2 separate regions of the Homo sapiens genome follow, and region 1 is linked to region 2. The links are chromatin contacts, found by Hi-C or POLR2A ChIA-PET in ENCODE. All regions are on one chromosome and are shown on one strand. Each heading gives the region's core, a stretch centred on a gene start or an enhancer-like site at or near the end of the contact. The rest is flanking DNA. Distances are from core to core; before and after follow the strand shown.

What was found. Hi-C counts contacts between places; a loop is a spot of excess contacts on that map. ChIA-PET counts read pairs that join two places held with the same protein, here RNA polymerase II (POLR2A). Pooled maps may share reads with other maps.
Region 1: a loop to region 2 is called in a pooled map of right lobe of liver, with 3 times the contacts of the local background. The contact joins two enhancer-like sites. A Hi-C loop is called at or near these places in 1 of 168 maps with a recorded cell type or tissue (PC-3) and 6 of 50 pooled maps. POLR2A ChIA-PET finds 5 or more read pairs at or near these places in 2 of 52 experiments (MCF 10A and activated CD4-positive, alpha-beta T cell).

What each region holds. Positions count from the first base shown.
Region 1 is chr10:5,007,588-5,011,139 of GRCh38, reverse strand. It overlaps a transcript of AKR1C2 not described here. Among named protein-coding and RNA genes, the nearest start is that of AKR1C2, 5.5 kb to the right of the region's middle. Within about 2 kb of position 1,824, at least 2 of the 41 ENCODE cell types and tissues checked have a DNase peak (open chromatin) inside an H3K27ac peak, as active enhancers do.
Region 2 is chr10:4,845,780-4,849,251 of GRCh38, reverse strand. AKR1E2 (aldo-keto reductase family 1 member E2) reads right to left here. Exons shown (of 10, transcript NM_001040177.3): 9 at 2,022-2,104; 10 at 1,190-1,764. The coding sequence ends at 1,722. Among named protein-coding and RNA genes, the nearest start is that of AKR1E2, 21 kb to the right of the region's middle. Within about 2 kb of position 1,376, at least 4 of the 41 ENCODE cell types and tissues checked have a DNase peak (open chromatin) inside an H3K27ac peak, as active enhancers do.

The DNA.
Region 1 (3,552 bases), core at 575-3,074, 160 kb before region 2:
TTATAAATTTTGGATATCAGTGCCCTATTAGATTCACAATTTGCAATTATTTTTCCCAATTGTGTAGGTCATCTGTTCTCTGTTGATTTTTTTTTTTTTTGCTTTACAGAAGCTTATTGGTCTAATTAAGTCATATGCATCTCTTCCTATTCTCTCATTTGTGTTTTTGAAATCTTAGTCTGAGTTCCTTGCTGAGACCTACTTAGGAATTTTTTGCCCCAATAAGTTTACCTTAGATTTTCTTCTAGCACTTGATAGTCTCAGGTCTTATATTTAATTAAGACTTTGATTTATTTCCAGTTGTTTTAAAAGCTTGCAAAGCTATTTTGAGGTATAAGCAAGGTTGCACGTCTAACTTTTTGAAAATATCAATTTTTCATTACGGTTTTAGGGGTTAGGATTGCCTTATCATCAACATGAATTTTGCTATAAAAGCTTTGCTAAGGTCACTCATGTTTATTCCCTTGCCCTTGGCATGAACTACAGTGGGAAGAGTGCTGCAACCCAGCCCTAGCCAACGCCGCATGAGAGGGAGTGTGCCGAGGGCTTCTGAGAAGGTTTCTCTCACATCTAGAAAGAAGCGCTTAAGATGTGGCAGCCCCTCTTCTTCAAGTGGCTCTTGTCCTGTTGCCCTGGGAGTTCTCAAATTGCTGCAGCAGCCTCCACCCAGCCTGAGGATGACATCAATACACAGAGGAAGAAGAGTCAGGAAAAGATGAGAGAAGTTACAGACTCTCCTGGGCGACCCCGAGAGCTTACCATTCCTCAGACTTCTTCACATGGTGCTAACAGATTTGTATGTGAAATGAGACAGTTTCCTGATTCCCCTTGCAGGACTTGCGACAGGGGTGTGGCTCACCGGTTCAAACTGCTTGAGGGAGGGGGAGCATGGAGATGGGCAGGTGCACAGGCCAGGGCGAGCGCTTTGGGCTCTGGCTCCATGGTAGTGTCTAGTGGTGGGTGCCTGCAACCACAGTGTTGTAAAGCTCTTTCAGCTTTGCCATCTGCAGACGGCTTGAGTCTGCAGCTCCATGGACCCTCTGACTTATCTCAAAGGCAGAGGGCCAGTGTGACAGCTTTCTATATCCCAAGCTCTTGCCAGGCATCCCAGAAGAGTCAGATCACATGTGGGCTCAAAGGATGAGGGCAAGATTTTATTGAGTGGTGGAGGCAGCTCTCAGCAAGATGGATGGGGAGCCGGAATGGGGGAATGAGTAGGAAGGTGATCTTTCCTTGGAGTCAGGCTGCCCAGTGGCCGGACTCTTCTCCAATCCTCCTAGGCCAAATTCCTTTCAGTGTCCAATGTCCCTCCTCTTCTCTCTTTCTGTGTGTCATTGTTCTGCCGTCCATCTGGTTGCCTCCTTGTCTCCTCACCTGCTGGTCTGCCCAGGAACTTAGGCTTTGGGGGTTTATATAAGGGCAGAATGGAGGTGTGGTGGGCCAAAAGGCAAATTTTGGGGGCGTGAAAACAGAAATGCCTGTTCTCATTTAGGGGCACGAGTATCCAGGCTTAAAGGTGGGGGCCTTTGCTGGGAAACCACCCTCTTCTACCCAGTATTTCCCTGTCTCCTGTCCATATCACATGGAGTTTAAACCATTCAGAAATAGTTTTTTCTCACCTGGTTTTATGCTAACCAAAACAACTATAATATTAATACTTTTCTCTTTACAACCTCCCCTGCTTGTTGACCTATCTAGGAGTGGTCGCAAGGTGTGCAAGCTGCTGAGTCACCCTGACTGCATCAACCCCAGGAGCTTGAGGGGTGAACAATAGTATTGAGCAATAGTAAAATAACAAACAGTGCAGACAAGGCAGACGTCTCAAAAAGTGCTCGGTGCAATTGTCACTCATCCAGAGTCAACATTGGTGACACAGTTGTTTCTTCAAACAGAGTTCACTCTGAAAAAACTGAGCAAGGTGGAATTTACTTTAAATTTCATGGGTTGTGAAATTTCAACTAATGTCATAATTAAAACTTCCTACATATTGCTTTAGGCATCTCTGTCTTTTCCCCAAAATTTTCTCCATGGCATCAGCAGTACCTCAGCCTCCTCCACAGCCTCCCAGCTCTTCCTTTTTCCTCCTGCACGGCTTTTGGCATCCCACCATTTTCCACAGCAATGCAGGCTAACTGTGAGCTTCCACAGCCTCTCACAGACATGACTTCACCCACAAACCTCTGTGAGGCTCAAGTGTACCCCTTTTTGTTCACATAGAACCTCTTCACCCCAGAGAATTGAGTCAACCAAACAGGAAATCTCAGGACAAACAGTGCTGGCAAACATCATTTTGTTTAAAGTATCATATCAATATGTATTTGTTGAGAAAATATTCGGAGTTCTTTGCAAACTGTAACACTTGTTCAGAAAAAATAGTGAGAAGAAATTAGGATCATTTATTTACTTGAGGCACATGAGTGTTCTTTATGTATGACTCAAGGACATCCCACTTCTGTCCTCCCTGATCTTCCATCTTCCATCTGCTTTCCTCCCTCTTCCCATCTCCCTTTCCTCATATTCCTCTCCCTCTCCCTCACCTATAGGACTGAGAATTCCTGTGGTCTCCTGAGATCAGTTTCTTTCCACCAGATTGTAAACAAGCTGTGGAAAGTTTTAGTTCTTAGCGACTCCACGACCCACACTAGTCAGGCAGAAGCCCCCATGTACAAGGTACCCCTTGAGCCTTGGCAAGGTGCATGACACACACTTGGTCACTGGAGGAAATGATGAGTAGAGAGTGACAAGCAGAGGAGGGGAGCTTTGGGCCTGAGTCCTCTGGGGCACAAGAGTGGTTGAGGCTTGGCACTTGCCACCTAGATTTCAGACAATGTGTCAGGAATCCTGGATGCCCAGAAAGAAACCTGCTCAGGGTCTGGAGCCCCAACATAAAGCTTTTATTTAGGCAATGTTGAGCACTAATATGTGGTTGGAGCTCTGCAGGGGGTCTCCATGGGTGCACTGTGTAGCAAAGCTGTGGGAGAAAGGCCTTACCCCTCAAAATTCCAGAATTATAAATCTATCAGCCGCTTGCAACTTCAGCCTGGAAAAGCCATGGGCATTAAACTCCAAACTGTGAGAGCAGCCATGTGGGCTGCACCCTGCAAAGCCACAGGTACAGTGCTTCCCAAAGCCCCCAGAAGCCTACCCCTGTCACCAGTGTGCCCAGAATGAAGAATATAGAGTCAAGGAAGTTGATTTTGCAGCTTTAAGATTTAATTTCTGCCCTGTCGGCTTTATGACTTGCATGAAGCCTCTTCCTCTTCTCTTTAAGCTGACATTTCCCTTTTGAAATGAGATTGTTCAACCACTGCCTATAAAACCATTGTAATTTGGAAGGAAATAACTTGTTTTTGATTTTACAGGCTCATAGCCGGTAGAAATTTTTCTTGGATCTCAGATAAATCTTTGCATTTTAGACATTTAAGTTGATTCTAAACCTGATAAGGCTTTAGAGACTCTTGAGGTAAACTGATTGGATTTTGTATGTAAGAAAGACCTGAAATTTATGTCTGCAGCTTTTTCTCCTTTATATCCTCAACTAACAATATTTTG
Region 2 (3,472 bases), core at 127-2,626:
TCGTAGGAAGGTCAAGAGACTCTCCCATTTCCTCAGTCCTTTGTAAACAGTCTTCTGATTAAACTCTCCCTGGAAATTTGGTCAAACCATGACACCCCACCCTCAATCCTACCCCCACTAGGGCGAGGCTCCCATGAAGCTCTTGCACCAGTCATGTCTTTTCGTTTTGGTGACACCCGCAGCAAAGTCCTCTCTTGAGGCCAAGCTAGAAGGTTTCTACACATCCCTGCACATCTGGAAGGCTGGGCAGGGAGGTGGATGAGAAACTGAGGAATGAGGCAATGGCAATGATACTGGTCGCAGTAACAATGCATTCTTCCTAGAACATAACTTGGGCCAGATGCTGTCTCCACAACCGGGAGGTGCTGCAATTCCTCCACTGAGTGGACAAGGACACTGAAGGCTGGGAGGTGAGGCAGTCTGCTCAGGATCACAGAGCTAGAAAAGCACAACTTTTATCTGCAGAACCCACACCTCTGACTCAGCTGGCCTGCTTGTGATAGAGTGAAAATGGGAAGTGATGTGGAGGGGAACTGTCCCCAAACAGTCCCCTTCAGCCACTGGGCAACACCTCCATATCTTCCCTGAACCTGATGCAGAGGGAGGAGGAAATGAGAGGCTTGTTTGGAGGCTGATGTGGGGGACACAAGAAGCGGGAAGAGACCATGGAGTAGACATCAATTTCTTTCTGGCTTAACTCATTTTGAATAGGAGCCAAGGGCCTGTGAGTTGAGAAGTTATATCCCTGGAGATCCGGTATGAATCCCAGGGCACAGGAGCTAGGCCAGATTCACTGAGCAGACAGCAAAGACAGGGATCATGGCGTCTGGACCACAGGAAGTCCATTAACCCACACCCTCTACCAACGCCTGGGCGTGAACACCATGCTCTGCAGGGCCTCCTTCTGATACATGAATCTAAACAGGCTGAATGAGCAGATGTGAGAAAGTGAGCTGTATTTCATCTCCGCTATGGGGGTTCCCCAGGTATAATCTGACTTATCAGAAGACCGTATTAAAAACTAGTATTTAGGAATTAACCAGCTACTTGGGGGGCTGAGGCAGGAGGATCACTTAAGCCCAGGAGGCGGAGGTTGCAGTGAGCTGAGATCACTTGACTATACTCCAGCCTGGGTGACATAGTGAGACTCTGTCTCAAAAAAAAAAAAAAAAAGAAATTAAAATTCAGATTTTTAAGGAAGAAAAAAGCCTCTTTATTGAACTGAAACAGTGTCCCAGACTTATCCCATTTTCCTTCTCACTGGGGGAAGGGAAGGACTCTGCTTTAGAATAACCTGGGGGTCACTGGCAGGGCACAGAAGGAAGTGTAGGTGACGCGGGCTGGCCTGGGGCACAATGGGTGGAGCTGCGCAATGGGGCAGAGACACATTACACTGTTTCCTCAGCTCTGTAGATGGCTTAAATAACTCCATAAGATAAAGTTTTCTTAAAATGTGAAGGCAAATTTCACTGATGACTCATCAGTGTATTTGTTCAGAGTAGAGGCCACACAGGCTGTCTTGGAGAAACCCCATTGCCTTCACTTAGAACACACTCAATTCTCCAGATTTGTCAGAGAAGGTGGCTCTTACATCCCCCTCTGACTGTGTGGCTCCTGTCCCAGGCACAGCTGCCCTGGCGCTGTGATGACAGAGGAGGGTCAACATTGCCAATAGTGTCTGTGCATCTGGGCTGAGCAGAAACAAGGAAGGGGAAGCGTCCTCAGTATTCTATGTGGAAAGGATAGTCTTTGTGATTTTTAGTTCTGAAAAACAGAAAAACAAATCAAAAATAGGAACAAAGAATGATTATTTTTTAAGAGAAACATTTTAAATGGTATATACTTTTAAACTCCCCAGTGCATGAAATTAGCTTCATTCAGTGGCTCATCTTCAAACAGGAAAGAATTATAATGAGAAAGTTTAATTAATCTAAAATGTGTATGATAAATACCTATTCAGACACCAATCATTCAATCTGTATATTCTTCCCTCTGTTTTAAAAAGAAGGAGCCATATTTACATGGGGAACATGGCCAGTCGGAGATTCCTGTTTAGGCTGAGGATGTTATCCATATCGTGCTGTGTTAATTCAAAATCAAACACCTGGAACCAAAACACAATGTTTGTAGAAAACTTAGTTTAATTCACATTTAATGGAGCACATGTTACCTACATAGCACAGTGCTAGACCTGCAAGGGACACAAAGATGTAAAACAAACACTTCATCAGACACTTGGAACTTCCCTGAATCACAGCCTGGATTCCCCAAATGCCCTTTGATTTTGATCATGTGACTGGTGTTGGCTTGGCCTTGGCTACATTTAGGAAGCCTTGGACAGATGGAAATATATACTGCACTCATCTTAGTGGAATAAAGGACATATGGGAATTGTTAAAAGTTATAGCGGCTGGGCGCGGTGGTTCACGCCTGTAATCCCAGCACTTTGGGAGGCCAAGATGGGCAGACCACGAGGTCAGGAGTTTGAGACCAGCCTGGCCAATATGGTGAAACCCCATCTCTACTAAAAATTTAAAAATTAGCCGGACATGGTGGCATATGCCTCTAGTCCCAGCTATTCAGGAGGCTGAGGCAGGAGAACCGCTTGAACCCAGGAGGTGGAGGTTGCAGTGAGCCGAGATCGCACCACTGCACTCCAGCTTGGATGACAGAGTGAGACTCCATCTCAAAAAAAAAAAAAAGGATGGCACAGAATTTTTCCCACTGACTCTGCTACCCCTCAAAACCCCAACAAAACAATTTGTTCCATACACCTGCCAACTAGGGACCCACTTGGCCCTGGGACTATGAACTCTAACAGTACCCATATCACAGAGTACATTTTCTGAGTGATCCATTTTTCTTCCTTGAAAATAGTATTCTTCTCAGCCCTTCCCTCCCCTTTTGTTGTCCCCACACACTGAGGAACAGGACCCATGGCCACAGCATCAGCATCCACCCCGGCCTGGCAGAGTGGCTGTCTTGCGGCGGGAGGAGGGGTGCACTGAGTGATTCCAATGCAAGGACCTGGAGCACCCCAGGCTCTTCCCCACAAGAGCCTTCCCCTCCTGAGGGCAGGAGAAAGTAGCCTCAGCGTGTCATCTGGAGGTAGTGGGGAGTGCTGGGGCCGGGGTAGGCGGATTCTTGGGTTTAAGGGGAACAGCAAGCAGTTCTAGAAGACTCCTTATAAAGGGTAGGCAGCCTTGCAGCAGCAGTTCTGAGCGGCACTGGGGCCACAGGGGGCGGGCCGGGGCAGCCCCCTGCACTGGATGCCTTTCTCCTCCCTGGTGAGTCTTGTGGACCTGGCTCCCACCTCCTCCTGACAGCATAAGCACTTCCTCCGGCCCCTCCTAACCCGCCGCTGCTGTCTGTCCTCAGCCATCAGATCACTTCGGCTTTGGCCCTCAGGTCTCACGTCAGCCTGGTCCTGTCTCACTGCCTGAGGATGGCATTTCCCCTCAGTGTGTAGCAG